Linked DNA regions of Homo sapiens: all the other regions are linked to region 2. A link is a contact called in ENCODE Hi-C or POLR2A ChIA-PET data. All regions are on one chromosome and are shown on one strand. The core of a region is the stretch at or near the end of the contact, and the rest is flanking DNA. Distances in the headings are between cores, read along the strand shown. Region 1 holds the start of ZNF784 (zinc finger protein 784). Region 2 holds the start of CNOT3 (CCR4-NOT transcription complex subunit 3). Region 3 holds the start of ZNF579 (zinc finger protein 579). Region 4 holds the start of KMT5C (lysine methyltransferase 5C). Region 5 holds the start of EPN1 (epsin 1). Region 6 holds the start of ZNF836 (zinc finger protein 836). Region 7 holds the start of HSPBP1 (HSPA (Hsp70) binding protein 1).

The links. A loop is a pair of places that touch in the nucleus more often than their neighbours do. ChIA-PET counts read pairs that join two places held with the same protein, here RNA polymerase II (POLR2A). Pooled maps may share reads with other maps.
Region 1: a pooled map shows a loop between it and region 2 (11-fold over the local background). The contact joins the promoter of ZNF784 here to the promoter of CNOT3 in region 2. A Hi-C loop is called at or near these places in 6 of 50 pooled maps.
Region 3: a loop to region 2 is called in a pooled map, with 6 times the contacts of the local background. The contact joins the promoter of ZNF579 here to the promoter of CNOT3 in region 2. A Hi-C loop is called at or near these places in 3 of 37 single-sample maps with no recorded cell type and 10 of 50 pooled maps. POLR2A ChIA-PET finds 5 or more read pairs at or near these places in 2 of 52 experiments (PC-9 and activated B cell).
Region 4: a loop to region 2 is called in a pooled map, with 30 times the contacts of the local background. The contact joins the promoter of KMT5C here to the promoter of CNOT3 in region 2. A Hi-C loop is called at or near these places in 2 of 37 single-sample maps with no recorded cell type and 14 of 50 pooled maps. POLR2A ChIA-PET finds 5 or more read pairs at or near these places in 3 of 52 experiments (AG04450, PC-9 and activated CD4-positive, alpha-beta T cell).
Region 5: a loop to region 2 is called in a pooled map, with 24 times the contacts of the local background. The contact joins the promoter of EPN1 here to the promoter of CNOT3 in region 2. A Hi-C loop is called at or near these places in 5 of 37 single-sample maps with no recorded cell type and 9 of 50 pooled maps.
Region 6: a pooled map shows a loop between it and region 2 (6-fold over the local background). The contact joins the promoter of ZNF836 here to the promoter of CNOT3 in region 2. A Hi-C loop is called at or near these places in 2 of 37 single-sample maps with no recorded cell type and 9 of 50 pooled maps. POLR2A ChIA-PET finds 5 or more read pairs at or near these places in 1 of 52 experiments (PC-3).
Region 7: a loop to region 2 is called in a pooled map, with 11 times the contacts of the local background. The contact joins the promoter of HSPBP1 here to the promoter of CNOT3 in region 2. A Hi-C loop is called at or near these places in 1 of 168 maps with a recorded cell type or tissue (transverse colon), 1 of 37 single-sample maps with no recorded cell type and 7 of 50 pooled maps.

Annotation. Positions count from the first base shown.
Region 1 is chr19:55,623,064-55,626,526 of GRCh38, reverse strand. ZNF784 (zinc finger protein 784) reads left to right here and starts at 1,961. Exons shown (of 2, transcript NM_203374.2): 1 at 1,961-2,043. The coding sequence starts at 1,966. RefSeq lists enhancers at 1,581-1,730, 1,481-1,980 and silencers at 1,801-1,860, 1,931-1,980.
Region 2 is chr19:54,136,363-54,139,864 of GRCh38, reverse strand. It overlaps CNOT3 (CCR4-NOT transcription complex subunit 3), which reads right to left and starts at 2,103. Exons shown (of 18, transcript NM_014516.4): 1 at 1,872-2,103.
Region 3 is chr19:55,579,592-55,582,803 of GRCh38, reverse strand. It overlaps ZNF579 (zinc finger protein 579), which reads left to right and starts at 1,956. Exons shown (of 2, transcript NM_152600.3): 1 at 1,956-2,009; 2 at 3,163-3,212. The coding sequence starts at 3,165. RefSeq lists silencers at 607-901, 1,613-1,752.
Region 4 is chr19:55,338,413-55,341,544 of GRCh38, reverse strand. KMT5C (lysine methyltransferase 5C) reads right to left here and starts at 1,669. Exons shown (of 9, transcript NM_032701.4): 1 at 1,588-1,669. RefSeq lists silencers at 93-272, 1,518-1,577 and enhancers at 1,598-1,667, 1,977-2,750, 2,751-3,132.
Region 5 is chr19:55,673,430-55,676,619 of GRCh38, reverse strand. It overlaps EPN1 (epsin 1), which reads right to left and starts at 1,394. Exons shown (of 11, transcript NM_001130072.2): 1 at 1,185-1,394. U2AF2 (U2 small nuclear RNA auxiliary factor 2) reads right to left here. Exons shown (of 12, transcript NM_007279.3): 12 at 1,904-2,686. The coding sequence ends at 2,552. RefSeq lists silencers at 1,113-1,442, 1,613-1,832.
Region 6 is chr19:52,169,857-52,172,916 of GRCh38, reverse strand. ZNF836 (zinc finger protein 836) reads left to right here and starts at 1,296. Exons shown (of 5, transcript NM_001102657.3): 1 at 1,296-1,581. RefSeq lists a silencer at 1,128-1,177 and an enhancer at 1,758-1,897.
Region 7 is chr19:55,278,245-55,281,412 of GRCh38, reverse strand. It overlaps HSPBP1 (HSPA (Hsp70) binding protein 1), which reads left to right and starts at 1,303. Exons shown (of 8, transcript NM_012267.5): 1 at 1,303-1,378; 2 at 1,711-2,014. The coding sequence starts at 1,805. RefSeq lists a silencer at 941-1,170 and an enhancer at 1,291-1,430.

The DNA.
Region 1 (3,463 bases), core at 712-3,211, 1.5 Mb before region 2:
CGTAATGACGTGTCACACCTGTAGTCCCAGCTACTTGGGAAGCTGAGGCAGGAAATTTGTTTGAACCAAGGAGGTGGAGGTTGCAGTGAGCTGAGATCACGCCACTGCACTCCAGCCTGGGCTGTTTCTCAAAAAAAAGAAAAGAAATGAAATTATTTCACACCCAAGAGATTAGCGAACATTTTAAAGTTTGAGTATCAGATATTGATAGGAATGTTAAGCAACAAAGGTCCCTATTTATTGCTAGTGGGAGTGCCAAATGGTAGTAATTATTATAGCTAACTCATAGCACCTGCTGTGTGCCATACATTGTCCAAAATACTTTATATATAATGACTTCTTTAATCATCATAGCAACTGTGTAAAGTAGGTTTTATTATCACCCTCATTTTGCAAATTAGGAAACCTGGACAGAAAGAGCTGACTTAAGCATTAGACACAGTAGTAGATACAGTGCCTAGGGCCCATGATACTCTTAGGGACCCACAACATTTAAAAATTTATTTTAGGCCGGGCGCAGTGGCTCACACCTGTAATCCCAGCACTTTGGGAGGCCGAGGTGGGCGGATCACCTGAGGTCAGGAGTTCGAGACCAGCCTGGCCAACATGGTGAGACCCTGTATATACTAAAAATACAAAAATTAGCCGGGCATGGTGGCGGGCACCTGTAATCCCAGCTACTCAAGAGGCTGAGGCAGGAGAATCGCTTGAGCCCGGGAGGCAGAGGTTGCAGTGAGCCATGATCATGCCACTGCACTCCAGCCTGGGCGACAGAGTGAGACTCCATCTCAAAAAAAAAAAAATTATTTTAAAATCAAAAGAAAAGAAGGGAAATATAGCTTTGGAAGACCAAGGCAGAAGGATCGCTTAAGGCTAGGAGTTCAAGACCAGCCTGGGCAAGGCAAGACAGCAAGATCCCCATCTCTATAAAAGAAGAAGAAAGGAGGAGGAGGAGATAATTCAGCCTAAGTGGTGTTTATCTTTATTTTATACCAACATATCACAAAATATAATTTCATATATATTTATGAATGAAATGATCATGCTTAGGATCATGTTTAAGTATCTCCTATCCTGCCCTTTCAAGAAAACTATTTAAAGATGTTTCCAAACTCTTCCATGTCTCTTCTCAGTGGTTTGTCACAATGCTTCTACAGTGCTACACAAAAGAAAGAGAAATGGTCCAGAGAAGTGTAGTGACTTATCCAAGGTGATACCACCAGAATGACTAAACGGGGCAGCTAAGAAGAGCCCCGTCCTTGATGCTGCTGAAAACCCCGCGTTTTTGAGCTCTTTCCTCCCAAACATAACATCAGCTTGCGGGTTTTTGCGTCCTCCCAGGACCACCTGTGTTGCTGTTTACTGAATATTTTTCTCCACACTGCCTTTTTTTTTTTTTTTTTTGACAGAGTCTCTGTCACTCAGGCTGCATGCAGTGGCGAGATCATGGCTCACTGCAGCCTCGACCTCCCGGCCTCAAGCGATCCTCCCACCTCAGCCTCCCGAGTAGCTGAGAATACAGGCATGAGCCACCGCACCCGGCCTACACCGACGTTTATAAACTTGGCGTCATTACGTTGTCATGAGCAGTGCAGAGGTAATCACAAAAACGTTTACCGTGGAAACAAAGCAAAGCTTCTTCAGTTCTGCTGAGGTTCCCCTGACAGCCAGAGCCTCGAGTCGGCCTGCGTTGGTTTAGAAGGAACGTTCGGATTTGTTCCCAGGGTGTTACAGGCATCCTAGCGCCACACAGAGCGTACCCTCGGAGGGACAGACAGGTAATTAGAGAGGGAACAACTCACATTCTCCCGGGCTCAGCCGCCACGCCCCGCCCCGCCACGCCCCCTGCTGCACCACGCCCCCTCGCAGCCCCGCACTGCGCCTGCGCAGTAGCTCTTACGCCAGTTCGAGCCCCACCCCCTTTCAGAGCGAACATTGGCCTTGGGGGCGGGGCTTGGGCACAAGATGGCCGCTGCGCGCCCAGAGGCCCAGAGTCGGAGCTCACCGACTCCGGAGTCGCGATCCCAGGAGCCACTGGACCTGGTGCGGGCAAGGAAGGGGCCTGGGCGTGGGGCTCGAGGTGGGAGGAGGTCGTAGTGTGGGGGGCGGGTCCGGGGCGTGGCCTATGAGGGGGTGGGCGAGGGAGGTATTTAGTGCTATGGCCCTGGGGGTGGGGCTTCTTGTGGTTTCGCGAGGGGCGGGGCAGGGGAGGAGACTATGTCATGGTGGGCGGGGTGGGGGAGGGACCTATGGGTGGTGGGCGGGGCCTGGATGGGGGCGGAGTCTGAGGACGGTGTTGTCTTGTGGGACGGGTTTGGGTCCAGGGAAGGGGGCTTACCAGGGATAATTTGCATAATTTGGGTGGAGCCTTGTAAGGGGCGGGGCCTCATAAATTCTAGGGCTAATTCTAGGGTAGAAGGTTGGGAAGGTGACCCTGAAAAACGTGGGGGATTATGATTGGAGCACCTATGTCGGGGTAGGGGATAATTCTTCAAGGGTCTTAGTGATGCTTCTCGAATGCCCAAGGGAGAATTTGGGGGTAGAAGTGGGTGGTCTAGGTGACTTTGGAACTTCCTCCACGTTACCCCACTCAGAATTAGACTAATTGAGGACATTCATTCATTCAACAAACATTTACTGAGCTCCTACTTCGGCTCTGTAAATAGAGAAGTGACCAAGACAGACAAGGGTTGTGTTCTTTTGGAGCCTGCAGTCTCTTGAGAGGAGAGAGACAATAAAGGAGAGTTACTGTGATATGTTCTATAAAGGAAATAAAAATTGAGCCAATTTCTATAAATTGAGCCAAGAGTAGGGGTGGGGCAGCTAAATTTAGACGAGAGAAGTCAGCTGGGTGCCGGCTTATGTTTAAGCTGGGGTCAGAGAGATAAGTGGAGCTACATCGCCACAGATATTATAGTGACGATTTGGGATAAGTCATTTGGAGCCACTGGAGGGTTTTGAGTGCGAAAAATGACTTGATCTGATTTACATTTTCAAAAGACCTTCAGGCTATTCCTGGGAGGTGGGTTACAAGCCAGCAGAAATAGGAACAGAGATGCCCTTGGGTTTTTCAATTTTGGAGGCGCCAAGTGATGGGGCTTTAACTAGGGTGGAGGACAAAAGGTGGGATCCATGATATATTTTGGACAGGAGAGGAAATGTTGATGAGGATACAACAGAATCCTGGAGGATGGGCCGGGCGCGGCGGCTCACGCCTGCAATCCCAGCACTTTAGGAGGCAGAGCCAGAAGGATCTCTTGAGCCCAGTAGTTGGAGACCAGCCTGGGCAACATAGTGGGACTCCCTCTACATTAAAAATAATAATAATAATTTTTGTTTGTTTTGCTGTCTAAGATGGAGTCTTGTTCTGTCGCCTGAGCTGGAGGGCAGTGGCATGATCACATCTCACTGCAACCTCCACCTCCTGGGTTCAAGCGATTCTCGTGTCTTAGTCTCCCGAGTA
Region 2 (3,502 bases), core at 854-3,353:
AGATGCCCCATGCCAAGGGTGGGGGGCTGGAATCTCCCACCTTGGAAAGTCTACACCAGAGAAGTCTCTGGTCCCAGGGACAGGGTCTACAGTGGAGTCTCCCGCTTGAGACTCAGGTATCTTACATCCACACAGCCAGGAAACTATGCCTTACCCCATACAGTGACAAATCAAGAGGGGGTTTTGGAAGCATTAGCCGGGGGCACCTGCATCCGAGAGGGGTCCTCAGCCTTACGGTGGGGACACATGCAGAGGCGTGGACACCTCAAATCCAGAAAAGCAGCCATACCAATACCAAGGATGGCAAGAACCTTATCCCTGGGGGAGGTGACACCAAGAAAGGGTCCTTACCCTGGAGAGAAGGCACAGCCCCAGAGGGAAGAGCCCCCACCTCGCAGTACAGGAACCCGGGTCTAGGAAGCTTCCTACTCTCATGGGGTACCAGCAGCGGGGCCAGAAGGCGAAACCCTTGTTCTCCAACTGCTGACACCCAGCGTAAGGGTAGATGGGAAGTCAACAAACCCACAGTGTGGGATCTGATGCAAATATCAAGGGCAGTGGGCTTCTTGGTCCTTGGAGAGCTGACACCCTAAAGGAGGAGACTGGTGTGAAGATGGAAGAAGCCTCATACTCAGGCAGGGGTGAAGGGAGGGAGGGGAGACATCAAAACCCCTCACCAAAAGGACAGGAGAGCTCACCCCGGGGTGGGTGGCCGCCCTGCACTGAGAGGCAGGGACTGCTCAGAAAGAGGGGCTGGTGCTGCCCGCAGTGGGAGCTCACTAACATGGACAGCGTGGCGGCTTAGTGTCTTTCACCAGGCACCTGAGCGCCAGGGGATCCCAGCAGCCCCCAGCAACAAGACCACAGTGGTCCTGATATCACTGGGAGACGCCCACACCCAGAAGGTCGGAGAGTCACGATGCAGGGGAGTTCAAGGCTGCAAAGCCAGGGGCAGACGCCAGGATCAAAGAAGTGTGAGAGCTGAGACCAGACGTGGGCCACACTGAGGACGGTCCTGTACCCCAGGTGGGGGAAAGCCAAACTCCCCCAAAAAGGCAGGCGCCCAGTGCAGCGGGATGGCGAGGCTGGAGCCACCCAGGGCGCTACTCGCTATGAGAGGGAAGAGCTGCAGACTACAGAGGTGGAAACTTCGGCAAAGGCTCCAACTAACGGGGAGTTTCTCCTCCACTCCTCTCCCAAGAGGCTCCCATCCGATACAGACGGGCAGCTGGAACCTGAGATCCAGGGGAGGCTGCGCTCCCGGGAGCAGTGAGGAGGGATGCGGAGGGCGGCCTCGGTCCTGGGAAGGGTGACTCCCCCACCCAGCTGGGGTCCTCGTCCCGACCACCACCCCCCCTCCCCGCCACCGTCGAGGGAGAAGCCCCGGCGCGGAGGCTGCCCCACAACGCGAAGGACCGAGGCCGAGGGGGGCAGGCACCTGAGCCCCGAGAGGGCGGGCACCTGGGACCAGGGGCGCCTCCATCCTTCCAGCCAGGAGCCAATACCGACGCGGAGAGGGGCGGGCACCTCGCGCCCGGGAGGCTTCGCACCCTCACACCCCTACCGGGGGGCCCGACGCGATGCCACGCGGGGAGGCGGCGGCGGGCGGGGCCCGGGGTCCGGGTCGCGGAAGGACCCCCGGGAGGCGCTGAGGAACGTGAAAGAGGCGCAGGAACGGGAGGGCGAGAGGGAGGGAGCCGCCCCCCGCCGGGAGCCCCGCGCTGCAGAGGCGGCGGCAGGGGGCAGGCGAGGGGAGGCCATGTCGCGACAGACGGCGGTGTCGCCAGGGCGGGAGGCGGCGGGGAGGGCGGCCGATGGCGCCGGGGGGAGGAAGGGAAGGGGTCCGGCCCAGTCGAGCCTGACGCTCTCACCACAGGAGCTGGCGCCGCCGCTGAGGAGCGTATCGCGACAGGCGGGGGAGGCGAGCGCCCGCCGCCTTTTTCTCGCGCCCCGGGCCCGGGCGCTATCGCGATAGCGGCGCGAAGCGGAAGTGGGGTTGGGGGAGTGGGCCCGGGGTTGTTCTGACGACGGGGGTCGGGGCTCAAGGGAGGCCGCGGCGTCTGCCGATGGCTCCGCGGAAGCTGACCGGGCCCGGTCCAAGATGGCGGCGGCGGAGGAGGCCTCCCCTCCTCTCTTCTCGTCTCTGGCGCCGACCCGCCCCCGAGTCCCGAATATAGGCCAGTCATTGCTCCCGCTGAACGTCGCTCCTGACCCTTGGAGGCTTTCTATTGGTTCCTGGCAGGGATGCGCCCTGCCCCCTTTCGCGGATTGGGTGATCGCTCCAAGGCGCGGCGTTCGATTGGCCTCCCGCGCAGGCTGCTAGGATTGGCTCAGGTTTTCCTCCCCGCTCCTCCTCCTCCTCCCGCCTCAGGGCACAACACGCCAGCGCGAGGACCCGAACGTCAATCAAGAGACCTGTGTCGTGCTGATTGGATGTATCCGCCCCCCTCTCTTAAAACAATTGGTCTGGGGGAGGAGCTACGACAGTCCAGGGGCGGGAAGTCGTCCGTCAAGTTTAGAGCTCTTTTTAATTGGTTGCGGGGGCATATTCTGCCTTGAAGTCATTGGTTGGTCCTGGAAGTGGGTGGGGAAAGCGGAGGAAGGCATGGAGTGTGGGCGTTAGGGGCCGCGTACCTAATGGGAGACAGACAGGTGCCTTTAAAGCGGGGGCCGAGCCGAAGTCATCTGCCAATCAAAACAGCCACAGGGCCAAGTGGGAGGAGCTGGGCAAGAAAGTCCACCCCTTTTTCTTCGTTGGCCCTAAAAGTTATCATTCATGCTAGTTGGACCAATAGCGTGGCGAGTGGGCGGTAGCTGCTCGTAGAGCGTGTGAAAGAGGGTGTATGTAGCTGGCAGAAGTGGGACTTGGTCGCAACCGTTGCGTCCCGGCCAGGTAAGCAGCTTCCCTCTCAGCTGCCTCGTCTTTCTCCAAGTGCCTCTATGTTGGCACATCTCTGAAATTCATTATTTGCTGAGTGAAAGAAGAAAGGGACCAGAGACACTGCTTTAAGTCTCTGGCACCGTGCATAGCAGAATTGGTTGGGAAGCGTGAGGCATGGAGTTTTTGTCCTGCCCCTGCCTGGTTAGGCGACCAGATGGTGGGACAGTCATTCTCCTCTGCGTCTCCGCTTCCTTAGTGTGTTGAGGACGCTGCAGAAGGTACAGAGGAGACGGGTGGCTCCCTAATGCCTGCTCGTTTCAGGTCTCAGCTCTGTTGTCTTCTTGGAGAGAAAACTTCCCTGACCTCCCTCCCGGGCGGAGCGCTCCTGCGCGCCTTGTTCGTTAGGATTTATTTTTGTACGTCTACCGTCATTTTCGTAATTATTCGGTTTCCCTGTCTGGATTTTGCATCTCCAGCACTTAGCACGCAGGAAGTAGTCAGTAACCATTTGTCAAAGGAATAGATGAATGAATGTGAGGAATGACTTGTGATTGAAAACTTAACTAGACACTGAGACTTCCACGAACTGGGAGGCATTTGCCCAGGGTCACACAACCGAGA
Region 3 (3,212 bases), core at 707-3,206, 1.4 Mb before region 2:
CCTGGGCCTCCCAAAGTGCTGAGATTACAGGCGTGAGCCACCATGCTTGGCCTCCTTTACTTTTTTGAGTATATAGCACATTCACACGGTTTTGAATTCAAAAAGTACAAAAAGCCGGGCACAGTGGCTAATGTCTGTAATTCCAGCACTTTGGGAGGCCGAGGCAGGTGGATTGCTTGAGCCCAGGAGTTCAAGCCCAGCCTGGGCAACATAGGGAGACCCCATCTCTACAAAACATACAAAAATTAGCCAGACATGGTGGCACACTCCTGTAGCCCCACCTACTCAGGAGGCTGAGGTGGGAGGATTGCTTGAGCCCGGGAGGTCGAGGCTGCAGTGAGCCGAGATCACACCACTGCACTTCCTCCAGCCAGCCTGGGCAACAGAAGGAGATCTCATCTCAAAAGAAAACAAAACAAAACAAAAAAAAACAAACAAACAAAAAAACAAGGATAGAGTGTAGTAAATTTCTGTCCTGGAAGTTAGACTATGTTGCCAGTTTCAGTTTCTTCTCTCTTGTTCCAGTTCATCTGGACACAATCCCAGAACACACACAAACCCAGAACAGGCTGCAGGCTGTACTTGACCTTCCATTTTTCTCTTCTACAGGTTATCACTTGGAGACTTACCATATATGCACACGGTGAGCTTCTTTGTTCTTTTCTATGGACACCTAGTATTCCACTGGGTGGATCAGTCATGATTTATTACTCAGCTCTCCTACAGATGGGTGTTTAGATTGGTTTCAGCTGTTTGCAGTGATGTGCAGTACTGCAATGATTAACCTGGTGCAGACATTATTTTGTGCAGTTCCGAGTAGATGCCTCTGAAGAATAAATTCCTGGAATTGCTGGCTCGGTAAGAATGTTCCAGGTTCTACTTGCCCCAGCCGTGTATGAAAGGACCTGTTTGCTCGCACTCTCATTAGCACTGTTTGGCAGGAATGTAACCTTAAACAAACAGCGTCAAGCTGTGGGTATACTCCTGCAAAATGCCTTTTCTGCTCCAGAATAGGTTTCTGAGATGTCGCCAGGTTGGTTTCATTCTGCCAATTTCAGCTGAAACATTGCTGCCTCCAGGAAGACCTCAGGAATCACCTCCTCCCAGTGTGAGCTCAGCTCAGTGCCTTCTGTTCTCTGCATTCCCATAGCAGTTCCCTGCCTCGGAGCACACGTTCCCCCACATGCACTCCAGCGTGATTGATCCGTATCTATCTGCCTTCCCCATCAGACAGTGAGCTCCGGTTTTTGCCACTGTGACTCCAGCACCAAGGACAGCACCAGCCCATAGTAGGTGCTCAGTAAACATTGGCTGCTAAGGTCCCAGTGAATATGCGTATATGTAGACAAATATATGCAGGCTGGCCCGTAGTAGATATTCAGTAAATATTGGTCGCTTAGGGTTGAATGAGTATATGCAGGGGCTTTCACAAAGGGGGAAACCGAGGCTCGAAGTGGGAGAATCCTTCACCCAGACAGCCAAGGGAAGGCTGGAGCCAGGTTCTGATCCAGAGTGCCAGTACTTCCTGAAGCCTCTGTCACTGATTCATTCATCTTCCTCCCCCGGCCACTCCCCTGGCCTGACACAGTGCCTGGCACAGACAGGACCTGATAAATGTGTATTTGTTGAAGGAATGAATGAATATGTGTGTGTGCATGTTGGGGAGCCGGGAGTAGCTGGACCCAGTGTTCCAGGCCCTCAGCACCCTCCGCCCTCTGGGAGCCCGGGGGACAGGCCCCCAGCCCCCTCCCCTCACAGGACCCTGTAGTGCAAGCTGCCTTCCCTCCCCTCTCCAGGTCCCCCGTCCTCCCGCTTCCGGCTTCCCAGCCAGTCTTTCCTCTTTCAGGCTCCGAGGAAAGGCCAGGTTTCCGGGGGGAAGGCTTAGGCAGTGACACCGAGCCCAGCCTCCTCCTCCACCCCCCACCACGCTCAGGCCCCCCTCCCTCCCCGCCACCACCGTCCGCGTTTGGCCGGCCGTGGGGAAGGAAGAAAGGAGCCAAGGAGGCGAGGTAAGAACCCAGCCCCAGCGACCAGGACCAAGCCCCAGGCCCAGGGCTGAGAAATCCTCAAGGCCTCGACCCGGCCCCAATTCTGCTGATCATGCCTTCGGGGAGCTGCAGGCTTGGCCCGGAGGAGATCGGCCCCCCTCTAGGACCTGGGACCCCCGACCCCCACCAGCCTCCCTCCCGAGTCCAGGGGTCCGGCCCTCAGTCGCCTCCTCCCTGGGGATTCCCGGCAGCTGGGTCCCCAGCCCCCGCCTCCCCCTTGTCCTGGGAGCCCAGCCCCCTCCCCAGCCCCTCCTCCACCGGGACCCAGGAATCCACACCTCCTCCATACCAGAGTCCAGATTCCCCAATCCGTCATGACCTGGACCCAGGAGTCTCAATCCCCAGCTCCCATCCCCATCAGTCCCAAGAGTCTGGGCCCCTAGCCCCCTCCCAACTCAGACCAGAAGTCTGAACCCTCCTACTCCCCGACCTCTCCCAGCCCCTGGCATCTGAGAACACACTCTATTTCCGGGGCCTACCGGCTTCAAATCCCACCCCCTCCACTCAGGCCCCATGGGCTGTGTCCCAGCCCCTCCCAAAACGTTCAGCCTGGCCGGGGGACCTGGAGCAGAAGCGGTTCGCTGACTTTGTCCCCCTCCGTGCCTCTGCCCAGTTCACTCCCTCTGTGTCTCTGTCTCCCTGTCTCTCCGGCCCCCAACCCGCCACTGCTCTTCTGATCTCTGCTCTTGCACTATCTCTGCCTCTGGTTCTCCAAGTCTCTTTGTTTCCTCTTCTCTGTGTCTCTGTCTCTCTGCTGGGTGTTCCTCACTCTCCTCTGTCTCTTCTCTGCTCTGCCTTTCACCATCCTGTCTTTCTGCGACTCCTGGTCTCTGTCTGTCCATCCCCACTTCTCTGTGTCTCCCATCTCTGCCTTCTCCTGTCTCTATTCCCTGCTCTGTCGCTCTGTCTCTGATCTCTCTCCTCCTGTCTCTCCATCTCTGGCCTCCCCTCGGTGTCTCTCATCTTTGTCTCTGTCTCATATCTCTCTCCTGGCTAAATACCTGACCCTCTCTGCCTCTCCATCTCTGACTGTCTCTGCTTCTCTTTCTGCCACACCCCACGCACCTCTTTTTATCTCTGCCCCGCTTCCCATCTCTCCCCTCTCTCCCCACAGGCATGGATCCGCAGCCTCCTCCACCCGCCCAGGGCAGCCCACCTCACCGT
Region 4 (3,132 bases), core at 420-2,919, 1.2 Mb before region 2:
ATCTCTTTGGGCCCAGAGAAGGCTGACTGATTGGCAGCCGGGATCACCCTAAAGGCTTAGCACCGTGGGGAGCCGCTTCACCTCTAGCCCTCAAGGAGGAAAAGTCAAAGCTTCCCGCCAGCCCGAGGTCCCGCCCTCCACCCCCACCTCGACCCAGCCTCGGTCTCCGCCCCCTGCCTCCCCGGCAGCCTTCGGGAGTGGTCAGGAGGCTCCGGGTGAAGCCCCAGGCAGCCTGGAGGCGGGTGACGGGAGGGAGGGCAGGGGAGGGATCCCAGCACCTGCTCCCTCTCCAAGGATTCCAGGGGAGGGGGGCTCAGAGGACAAAAGCGGGGGTGGGGAGGGGAGCAAAGGAAGACTATGGGGAGGCAGCACAGGTCAATATTTACAAAAACATTTTTTTAAAGCGGAGCCAGGAGAGAACGGAGAGATGAAGAAAACCACCCAAACCCCTAACCCGGACGGAGGGCCAGCCTCGTCCCCGCACCACGGCGCTCGAGGCTCATCCGCGCCCAGGAGAGGAGGAGATGGGGCAGGGCAAGGAGCGGGAGCTGCAGAGACGGCTGTGGAGGGGTCGGGGACAGACTGCGAGGCTGCGGGAGAGAAAGAGGGGGCGCTGCAGGAGGACGCCAGGGACAGCGGGGAAGCTGGAGAGGGGGCTGGGGGCAAGGAGAGAAACGCACAGCGGTGGGCACGGCAGGGGGCTGTGGGAGGGAGAAGGCTGCAGCCGGGCCTGGGGGCGCTCAGAGGGGTGTGAGGAAGGGATGGGGGTGCCAGGGAGGACAGAGAGCGGGGAATGGCCTAGGGACTCAGGGAGGAGCCAGACGGGAGACCTGGGTCGGGGGGCGGTCCAGGGATGGCGGAGAAGATCCTGGGTGTCCAGTGAGTGAAGGGCCTGAGAGGGCGGACAGGGGCCCAGGGATCCAAACGGGCTTGGTGGGGTCCTGGGGGATCCAGGAAAGGGAGACCCTAGGGAAGGGCCTGGGGACCCAGGGAGGCGCCTGGGTAGGCGGTGAGAGCCCAGGGCAAGGGACCTGGAGGGTCAGAGGCCGACCTCAGGGTCCAGGGAGTGCCAGGAGAGGGACAGAGGGGTCAGGGAGAGGTTCTAGGGCACAGAAAGACCTAGAGGGTCCAGAAGGAGGCCTGGAGGGTGAGAGGAGGTCGGGGATTGGCCCTGGGAGTGCAGGGAGGTCCCGGGGGTGAGAGAAGGGTCAGGGAGAGGCCCTGAGGGTGCAGGGAGAGACCTGGGGGTGCAGGGAGAGGCCTGGAGGGTGAGGTCAGGGAAAGGCCCTGGGGGGTGCAGGGAGAGGCCTGGAGAGTGACAAGAGGTCAGGGAGAGGCCCTGAGGATGCAGGGAGGGCCGTGGACGTAAGAAGGGGGTCAGGGCCCGGGTGAGGAAGCACAGGAAGGAGGCTGCAGTGCCGCGGAGCCCGAGGCCCGGCGAGGGGCCGGGAGACGTGGGCGCCTGGACACGAGGAGGGGCCGGGCGGGGTGGGGGGCAGTCGGGGCAGGGGGCGACTGGGGAGCCAAGGCGGCGCGGGGCTGGGGCCGTGAAGGGGCTCAGAGATCGGGCCCCGCGCCGCCCCTCACCCGCTTCTCCTCCTCCTCCTCAGGCGCCCGCGCCGCCGCCGCCAACACCTCCCACAGCCTCCTTCGGCTCTCGTCAAACACTGTCGCCGCACCTCCCATCTGCTCTCCGGGCCAGCCCCGCCAAGGCCACTGAGGCTTTCTATTGGCCACAGCCACCGCCACTCCTCCGTTGCTACGAAGCTCACGGCGCTCCCATTGGCCAAGCCCCACTCTTTCCCTCCGCGCCCGGCTCTCGTCAATACACAGATAAAACCCCGCCACGCCCCCGCCGCCGTCAAACGCCGCGAACTGTTGTCAGTGGTTCACATCGCTGTCCTTTAGTCGCTGCCATGGAGACTTGTCCCGCCTTCGCTCACACTGGGGCTCGAAATCGACGCACTCATTGGCCGAAAGCGCAGTCTCTCCGGGCGAAACTCGGTTTGGGTCGGGTTATTCAGGTCCAAGTGGAAAGAGGGCGGGCTCTGCCAGCTCCAGTAGTCGTATATGATTGCCTGGCCTTGGGACAGCTCCTCTTTCCATTGGGTAAGGCCTCCGTCCATCACCATAGAGTCGCGGCCTCCCTCTTCTATTTCTCCGAGGAAAGCTTCGGCCACAGGAGGGAGAAAGCCAGACCCGGCGGGAGGGAGGCGGTGAATGCGCGCGCACCGCCATCCCTCTCCCCTCCCGCCCCGCGAGGCCTGCGGTTACCAAGGCGACGAAACTTTATTGACAGCTCTGCCTGGCTACAAAGGGCTCCTCAGTCTCTCTCCCTCCCTCCCCGTTTACACCGTTGCGTTTTGGGAGTATCCACACGCACTCTGTGGGACCTTCCCGCGATATGAACGGGGTCGGATGGAGGGAGGGGAGGCTGAGGGAGGAGTGGGGACTTTTGAGACAAGCCCTGACTCCTGGGGCGCTCCCCTGGGGCACCCCCTAATTGGGATCACCCCCCCTACCTCAATCCTAGAGGCAAACGTAACTAACAATTCATCATAATTACGCCGAGAATAATAAGCTCCACACTCAGAACAGGCGGTCTTTGTTTGCTTGTTTGTTTGTTTCGCCACAGCCATTCTTCCCTTAACGACACTGATACCATCTGGGCAGTGCGTGCTCAGGCGATGTCGTCATCCTGCCAGCATCCTAGAGCAACATCACTCACACCTACGTGGCAGGGCTGCTGGCACCTGGGCTGTAAGGTGGCCGGCGGCTCCTGGGCCACACAGCTGTGCAGCATGTTACTGTCCGGTAACACAATGTAGGCGCTTGTGTGTCTACACATATAGGATCACTGTCAGACATGCGCTCCACTGTACAGCTATAGATCGTGGGCACTTAAAACAATGCATGCCACAGAGTAGGTGCTGTTTTGGTGTGCTGTTTTTGGTGTTTTGGTGTGTGTGTGTGTGTGTGTGTGTGTGTGTGTGAGAGAGAGAGAGAGAGAGAGAGAGAGAGAGAGAGAGAGAGAGAGAGAGAGACAGAGACAGAGTATCGCTCTCTCGCCCAGGCTAGAGTGCAGTGGAGTGATCTCGGCTCACTGCAGCCTCTGCTTCCCAGGTTCAAACG
Region 5 (3,190 bases), core at 145-2,644, 1.5 Mb before region 2:
CTGGTAGGCCTGTTGATTAAATAAGATGGGTACATGCAGTGCTTGGCTCTGTGCCCCACAGATAGTAGGCGCTCAATAACACTGGCTGCTATTATTATCAGAGAAAAAACAGAGAACATTTCCAAAAGGGTGGCGGCAGAAAAGGCACTATCTTAATACTCTGTACTTATTTGGCGTGCATTAGAAAAAATTACCCAACTAGCACATCAAAGCTGAGATTTCTCAGATACTGCTTAGAATGAGACTGTATTTCAAATTAAATTGATTCAAAGAGAATTCTTACATTAAAAAGAATACAAAGGATATGGCAAAGTTCTCCAAGGAGTACTCCAATAACCGACCGATATCTAACACTTACTGTGTAAAAATCTCTAAGCACTGTAATAATAAAAACCAGAGCTCCCAGTAATTACACACTTGCTATGTGTCAGATACCGTCAGGCACTTTACAAGCATCACCTCAACTTACATGCACAAGGACCCTATGATGTAGGAACTACGAATGCCTACGAACTATGGATTTCCTACGACTAGGAAACTGAGGTTTTGACACAGAGACTATCACCTGGCAATTACACAGCTTAGCAGGCAGCCGGGCTTCTGAATCCAAGGCTGGGGCTCTTCACCATCACACCAGAGACTCAGAAAACTGGGGAAAAGGGGCAGATTCTAGATCAAGTTAACAGACTCCTGGAAAGAAACTTCAGGATTGGAGGTGATAGGTATGGGGGCAAAACTCAGATGCGAAGACGGGGCGGGGGTAAGATTTGCACCATAGGCAGAAAAGCCCGCAGGGAAGGGCTAGAGACACCTAGGGAAAAGAAGACTCGGAAACTCAACGAGACACGAACAAATCCTGACAGACACAGACACGACAGACAGAGGAGAGAGAGACCCGGGACAGACACACAAACACACTCCTATCTCCAAACCCTTTTCTAAGTTCACTGAAACAGGCACAGGCAGAGGCCCACAGGAAACAGACGCTGACAGACACACAGACACGAGAGAGACAGACACAGACAACCGACACGGGGGCAGTCAAGGCCGACACAGGAGCAGAGACACAAAGGCCGCCAGAGACACCCAGAACTGGCCAGACGCGAGCCCGCGCGCGCCGCGGCCCAGGCCCGAACACCCGGAGCAGGCGGGCCAGCGTCCCCCGCGCTCCGCCCCGCGCTCACCTCGGCCCCCTCACGCCGGGCTCTGGGGGGTCATGGCGGTCAGCCCCCTGCCCCGCTCGGCCTCGGTGTCGCGGGACGTGCGCCGGGCCACGGGCGCACGCACGAACGCAAGGAGGGCCGCACGCCGACGGCTCCGCCGCCCCGCCGCCCAGAAGGGGCGCGGAGAGCCGGGCGGGGGAGGGGAGCCGCCGAGGAGACGGGAAGCAACAGAAGGAGGCGACGGACCGGAAGCGGAAATTGCCGCGCTCCCCGCCCTCCCGTGCCGCACCCCGCCCTGGCAGGAGTCGCTTCCGCAGCCAAGCCAACCTGGAAGGCATCACTTCCGGCGCGCTGGGCCCCGTTGCTAGGCGCCTCTACGTCACTTCCGCCCGCTGCAGCGGGGGATCCGCGCGGTGCTCACGGAACGCCGAGAGTCAGCTCCAGCTCGCTTGGCGGCAACCGCGGAGCTCCTGGCACACCCACGCCACGCCCGCCCCGGCCCGCTCGGCCACCATCCCTCCTGTCGGCGGGGTGGGAGAGCACTCGGGAACCTCACGTCCCCCGGGGCTGTGCCTGTGCCGACCCCGAGAAGGGCACCGCGCAAGCAGGGAAGGCCTCGAGGCTGCCGGCGCCGGCAGCAGGGGCGTCCCAGCCAGGGGCCCGCAGTTTGCCAAGGGAACCCCCACCCGAGCCCAGAACCGAGGAAGAGGGTCGGACATACTGGACACACAGCCGCTCCATAAAGTAAAATACAACAAAATGTTTAATGAGCAAATTCGTCTTAGCAAATATGAAACTGCCACAGAGAGTAGGAGAGGGGCAGGGGCCACGGGGCTGGGCGCAGGTCGGGGGAGACTAAAGAGGAAAAATCAACTACGTAAGAAACCCAGGAGGGGACCAGAGAGGACCAGAGGCCGAAGGAACAGAGCTGTGGTCCTGGTAAGGGAGAGGGCAGGGCACTGAGGGCCGGACAACAAAATTCAAAATAGTTTGGCCATAAAATATAAACACGCTATGTTCCTACCGTGGGGAAGGGGAGAAGAAAGGGGTCTATGGGAGAAGGAGAGGCTGTTTTGGGAGGGGCTGGGGTCCTACCCCGCCCTGCTGTGCACCCTGTCCCCATCCCAACCCCTTCCCTCTGTGTCTGTGTGGGTGCGTGTTGTCTGTGTGGGCTGTGTGCGCACTTCCCCAGTCCCCTCCCTGCCCTAACCCCCCAACCCCCCAACCCCCGCCCCCCACCCTTAATTGCTGCCATTCCAGTTGCTGCCGGCTGTCGTGTGTCTGCGGCTGTCACTCCTCTGCCCATCGTCTTCAGAGGGGGATAAGGGGGGGGCGGGAGTGGGGAGAAGCCCCCAGCCAGCCCTGCCCCCACCCTCCCCCAGCCGCCTCTACCAGAAGTCCCGGCGGTGATAAGAGTCGGGGTCACAGTATTTTGTGACAACCACTCTGTTGGCGAACTTGCGGCCCGTCAGGCCCTGCATGGCTTTCTGGCAGTCAAACACAGAGGTGAACTCCACAAAGATCTGTGGGGAAAGGAGAGGCAGGTTTGTGAACAAGGCTCACGCCCAACAGCCAGTCAGCGTCCACCCAACCCCAGCACTGAAGGCAGGAAGGGACAGGGAGGAGGGGGCTTCGCCACAGGTGTCAGAAAGGGACCCTTAGTAAGCAGGTTTGGTGGAGTTCACCCAAATATTCTCCAGGATCAAAAAACAAGAGCATAAACACACCATAGGCATGGAGAGGGAGAAAGAATAGAGACATGCCAGAAACTCAGCAGAGCCATAGAGCGCAGGCGGGAGGCCTAGACGAGCTCACCGCGGGGGAGGGGTCCCTCGTGCTGAGTGTCTACTCCACACGAGCCACCATGGTGGGCGCTCCCAGAACCACCCCAACAGCCATGTTCTCCCAACAATAAGTGAACTAAGGGAAGCTCAGAAATTAGGATTCAAACCCAGGTTGAATAAAATTTAAAAACTTGAACCTTGATCTATTCGAGCTTCTAACCTTGCTTAAACCAATTTACAGGA
Region 6 (3,060 bases), core at 47-2,546, 2.0 Mb after region 2:
TCTCGATCTCATGACCTTGTGATCCGCCCGCCGCGGCCTCCCAAAGTGCTGGGATTATAGGCATGAGCCACCGCGCTTGGCCAACAATGATTTTTTAGGGACGTGATTCAGCTCATAACATTCTGTACTCTGGACTCCCAAAATTCATGTCCTTCTCACATGCAAGATCCCTTCACCCCCATCCTAACATCTCAAAAGTCTTATTATTATTATTTTTTGAGACAGAGTCTCACTCTGTTGCCCTGGCAGCAGTTCAGTGGTGCAAAGACAACTCATTGCAGCCTTGATCCCCTGGGCTCAAGAGATCCTCCCACCTCAGCCTCCCAAATAGCTGTGACTATAGGCGTGAGCCACCATGCCTGGCTAATTTTTGTATTTTTTGTAGAGACAAGGGTCTTACTATGTTGCCCCAGGTTGGTCTTGAATTCTTGAGCTCAAGCAATCCTTCCACCTTGGCCTCCCAAAGAGCTGGGATTACAGGCCAGAGCCACTGCTCCTGGCCCATTTCAAAAGTCTTAATCCATTTCAGTATCAAACTCTAAGGCCCAAATATTACCCAAATATTATCTGAATCACATATGGGTGAGACTCAAAGTGTGGTTCATCCTGAGGCAAAATTTCTGTCCAGCTGTGAAACTGTGAAGCCAAAGAAGCTATTTGCTTCCAAAATACAATGGTGGGACAGGCACAGGATAGACCGTCAGCCCTGGAAACCACCCTTCTACTCTGTTACTGTAATTTTGATGTTTGTAGATTGCACATGTAAGTAAGCACATGCAGGATTTGTCTTTCTGTGTCTAGCACATTTCGCTTAGCATAATGTCTTCAGGGTTCCTGGATCCAGCCACGGCTGCACATCAGATCTTCACGGAGATCCTAGTTCCCTGACTACTGAGTAACTTCAGCCTTAACTGGCTTCAGCCTCACTGGCAAGACCCGATGGAGTCCACCAGGCTCGCAAAAATCGATTTTGACTTAAATCAGTTCAACTTGACAAGAAGAAAACATCTTAGTTTCCAACAGAAGTGGACCACAACTTTAAGCTTTGACCTTAAAGTCTAAAACATTAACTTAAAATAGGCAGGAAGCAACGCTGCTTCACAGGACAAGAAATAGTCACAAATACTCCTAAATCGGGAGAACAAAGACTTGCTGGGTGGAAGGCAGAGCGAATAACAGGCCCCGCCCACCAAACAGGTCCCGCCCACACCGCCCGTCCCGCTTAGCCCACCTGGCCCCGCCCACTACCGCATCAGCCTTGCCCCACCCTTTCAGGGTTCCCAAATCTGGCCAGTCTTTCTGCCCTTTCCCTTGCGGGTCGCACCCCGCCCAGGCCCCTCTCCCGCCCCAGGTCTCTCAGTCTTTTTTCTCAGGGCGTGTAGCTTCCTGCACACCCGGAAGCAGATCGCGCGGGGAAAAGATCACAGCGCTGCGCGTCAGTTTCCGTCTACCTGGACTAAACATTTGCTTCGCCCCGTCTGCCTGAATCGAACGTGCACTTGGCAGTCTTCCCTTGTCCATACCCGTTTCCTGGGGATCGCTACGGACCTTAAAATACCAGCAACAGCCCCTTCGCCCCAAGTAAGTCTGATAATTGCTTCCCTTTCGGTTTAAAAATCTCTCTGAGGCTGTTCCTTGCTCCCTGCCTTTCTGCCTTAGGACCATGTAGACAACCCCACTCAGGTCGTGTTCCTGCTTAAAACCCTTACTGACCTCTGCTTCGGCCCTGCGCCAAGTCGAGTCCTCACTCGGGAGGTGGATTCCCGCCCGTTGCGACCCCGGAGCTTCTCCGTCGTCAGCCCCTGGAGGGGAGCGCCCGCCGTCCGGCTCCTGAAGGAGTCGCTTCTCCTCCCAGGTCCTGGGATTCTGCAGACCCTCCCTGTCCTGAGACACCGTACCCCCTGCCACCTTGTGTCCTCCTCACGCCGGGTCCTTTCGCTCCCCAGGCTTCCCCTTCACAGCCACTGCTTTTCTCGATCCCCCCCTTGGGGGAGGTCACCTGAGTCTTGTGACACCCAGTGTTCTTCCTTCCCAAATTTTACTCCACTGGAAAATATGCTTTTCCGGGAGGTGGGCATCCTATTCCTCCCCTTTCTTACTGAATGTGTGGGTGAGAGGGATCAGGAGAGGAAAAGAAGGGGAGCGACGGAGCAAAAGGAAAGACCGAATAGAAGAGAATGAGGGAGACCCATAAATACACGGCAAAATGGATGATAATTTAGGGATTTGCAAAGAGACAGCAAGAGTGAAAGAGAACGAATGGAGAAAGAAGCAGGGGGAGGAAAGCACACAGAGAAATTTAGAAAAAAAGGGGGACCTTCAGAGAGATGAAAGGCAGCAAAATAGAGTGGGGCGGCAAAGGAGGAGGCACTGCAGACAGACAGTGGGGAGAAGGTGAAAGAGTTGGAGCCGCAGCCGACAGAGCTACGTGGTGCTGGGACTGAAAGAGAGGGAGAGAGGGCAGTGGGTGACAAGCAGAGTAGAGGGAGAACCACAGCAGGGAGGAAGCCTAGGGAGTTGGGGGTGCTAGAGAGTGGGAACAAAGGAGGTGTAACAGGTAAGAGGGAATTTTAACAAGGAGAGCAGAGAGGGAGCTCAGATGGGGAAAAAGAGGCGGAAATACGTGGAGATTGGGGACAATCAGAAAGATTGGGGAGAAAGAGCTACGAGAGGTGAAGTAAGTTGCAGAGCATCGGGCAGAACAGACATAAAGAGGAGAAAAACAGAAAAGGGGAGGAAAGGTGCAGAATGAGAGAGGGACACACACAATAGTGAAGAAAGTGGGAGAGGACCCCATCCAGATGAGCGATGAGTTGATTGGATATGGATGGTGGTTGTAATATTCTAATTTGTGACTTTATACTCTAATTTAAAATTCATTTCTTTAAATTGTACTCGTGAGGATGAAAATTACCACTCTTTTCTGTAAGGCTTGTGCATTTTGTATTTATTTGTATCAAAAGATATTTGGAATTTCTGTTTAGCCAGAGAGCATTTAAATTAAGTCATTCGTGGTAACTCTTTTCTTCCCTGGGATGGGGTAGAGGATAGAGTAACTGA
Region 7 (3,168 bases), core at 54-2,553, 1.1 Mb before region 2:
AGAAGCTGGAAAAGGCAAGAAAAACATTCTCCCCGAGAGCCTCCAGAAGTGATGCAATCCTGCTGACAGTTTGATTTCAGCCCCGTGAAACCCATTTTGGATTTCTGCCCTCCATAACTGCAAGATAATAAATGTGTGCTGTTTTAAGCCACCACATTCTTAGTAATTTGTTAACAGCAGCAATAGGAAACTAATATAATAGCACATCCACAGGCCCAGATGCATCTCACAGCACAGTGCTAGAAACACCACACACACACACACACACACACACACACACACATACACACACAACCTATCTGTTTGGTCTTCCTGTTTCTGCCCAAAATATCCCCCTGCACAACCACGCCCAGCAGGTGATTGATACGTTTGTGACTGTGTGCCCGTTTTGCGTTGAGCACAACCTTTTCCTGGAGGAAAACGCCTCCTATCCAGGATCAACACGGGAGTTTCTTTAAGCCCAGCCCAGGGCCAACACCTCTGCAGATCGGCCCGCACCAGCACGTGCCCAGGCCTAAACCCCACTTCTGGAGCACAGAGGCCTCGGGCCTCCCCACCAAGCTGGCTCCTCTGGCGCTCTGAATCTTGCTGGGCTCTGGGGCACTTTGCTTTCCGGCTCTAGGCCTCAAGAATCCTCTCCTCTCCACCTGGCAGGACATGGGGAAGAGTCCATGAGGGAGAGGCTGGGTGATGAGAGGGATCCACGCCGCAGCTCCACTTGACAGATGGAGAAACTGAGGCCGAGAGAGGGGTTGCGGGGGGCATAAGGCTCACAGGCCAGCCATTACGGTTGCGACCCCAGGGCTCCTGTAGATGGGGTTGGTGGCCCCGGTGGAGGCGAAAGTCAGATTAGTTGGGGCGAGGTCCCAAACCTTCTAAGGATGACTGACAGCAATGAGTGGGAGGGGCCTGTAAAGGGGCCGGGGCCCAACTGGGAGAGTCTGAAAGGCCTAGAGCAGGGGCGGGAATCGTAGGGTGGGCGGGGTCAGACCTGGGGGCGGGGCACACGTTAGAAGAGGGGTGGAGCTTGCAAAAGTATCGGGGGCGGGACTCGCTGAGGTGCGAAAACTGGGCCAGGGGCAGGGCTTTGACCAGCTACTTGAGCGTGAAGGGGCGGCGCCCGCACGAAGGGGCGTCCCAGCTTGGAGGCGGGGCCCGGATGGGAGGGGCGGGGCCGAGTGCAGTATCCCGCCAGGTGAGAAGGGGATAAGAGTCGGGCAAGCAGCTTCAGCCGCAACCACGGCACGAAGTTGGGTGGGTACGCCTGGCACTTCCGGGTGAAACCGTGCGTATTTCCGGTTAAGATGGCGGCGCCCAGCAGAGTCAGGTGCGGACGACTTTGTCTGTAGGAGCAGCGGCGGCTTGAGGACCCGGGGAGGTGAGATCCGCCTTATTCCGGCGCCCCTCTTCGGAGAGGAGGGAGAAGACTTGTTGCTAAGGAGACCAAAGGGCGGGCTTGTTGCTACGGAGGCGGAGCAGTGAGGTTGCTAAGAGACGGGACGCACGCAGTGGAGATGGGGAAGGGGGGTTGTTGCCAGGGAGAGTGGGTGGGGCCTGTTGCTAGGGAGAAAGGAGAGGCTTATGACTTTGGGGAAGGGTCCTGTGGGTATGAAGGAAGGAAAAGGGGCTGTGGTTAAGTGGGCTGGGGGCAGAGTGGTTTGGGGTCATGGGGGGTCGCCGAGCTCCCCTGAAACGCCGCCTTCTCAGCAGACCCTCAAGAATCGACCCATCAGGACGCCAGAGCTGCTTCAGCGGTGACCACCTTCTCCCTCTAACACATTCTTCCCTTCTTCACAAACGGCCCATGTCAGACGAAGGCTCAAGGGGGAGCCGCCTGCCCCTGGCGCTGCCCCCGGCCTCCCAGGGTTGCTCTTCAGGGGGCGGCGGCGGCGGCTCCTCGGCTGGGGGCTCGGGCAATTCCCGGCCCCCACGCAACCTCCAAGGCTTGCTGCAGATGGCCATCACCGCGGGCTCTGAAGAGCCAGACCCTCCTCCAGAACCGATGAGTGAGGAGGTAAAGGATGGGGACCCAAGAAGCTGGGGTGAGGGGCCTGGGGACAGATAGAGTTGCCTTGGGAAGTGTGACTTGGGGAGCCACAAGAAGACTAGGGTCTTCTTGGGTGGGAGGCAGAAAACCAGGTGTGGAGGCATTGTGGGCTATAAATTGTGCTAGATGGGGTTATCGTTGACTGAAGGTCAGATCTCAAGAGAGTCTGAGGGGACATATCCTCTCCAGAGCCAGACTAACCTGGATTCAGCATTTCCAGCTGTGTGACCTTGGGTATATTACTTCATCTTTCTGAATCTCAAGTTCTTCATTTACAAATTGATAATAATAATAACTACCGTATAGGGTAGTTCTGAGGTTCTACTTTAAGTAGGGCTGCACACAGTGCCCAGCATACAGACAGTGCTTCTGAAGGCAGCAGTGTGTTTTCATGAAGAGCACAGGCTCTGTAGTCAGACTGCTGTTTTTTTTTTTTTTTTTTGGTGGGGGCAGGGTTGGGGGTGGAGGACACAGTCTCGGCTGGAGTGCAGAGGCGCAGTCTTGGCTCACTGCAACCTCTGACTTCCCGGTTCAAGCAATTCTCATGCCTCAGCGTCCCCAGTAGCTGGGATTAGAGGCATGGGCCACCATGCCTGGCTAATTTTCGTATTTTTAGTAGAGAAGGGGTTTCACTACATTGGCCAGGCTGGTCTCGAACTCCTGGCGTCAAGTGATCCACCTGCCTCGGCCTCCCAAAGTGCTGAGATTACAGATGTGAGCCAGCACGCCCAGCCTAGACTGCTTGGGTTTGATTTCAGGCTTTGCCAATTGCTGACTGTGTGACCTTGGGTAAGTCTCAACCTTTCTGTGACTCAACTTTCTCATCTGCGAAGTGGGGATAACAATGATATATACCTCATAGAGTTGTTTTGCAGATTCATAGCGATAGCTATTATATATAATGTTTAATCGACAATTACTGTATACAGAGCATTATGCTAACCCACTTACATATATGATATCATTGAACCTTTACAACAGTGAGGCATGAAACAGGCACAGAAACATTAAATAGCTCACTCAAATTTACTTAGAACTGTGACTAAGGAGACCTCTGCTCCCCTCCCTCACCCCCAAAAATTCCAGCAGTCACGTATTAGCTCTCATCTCCTTTTTCTTTG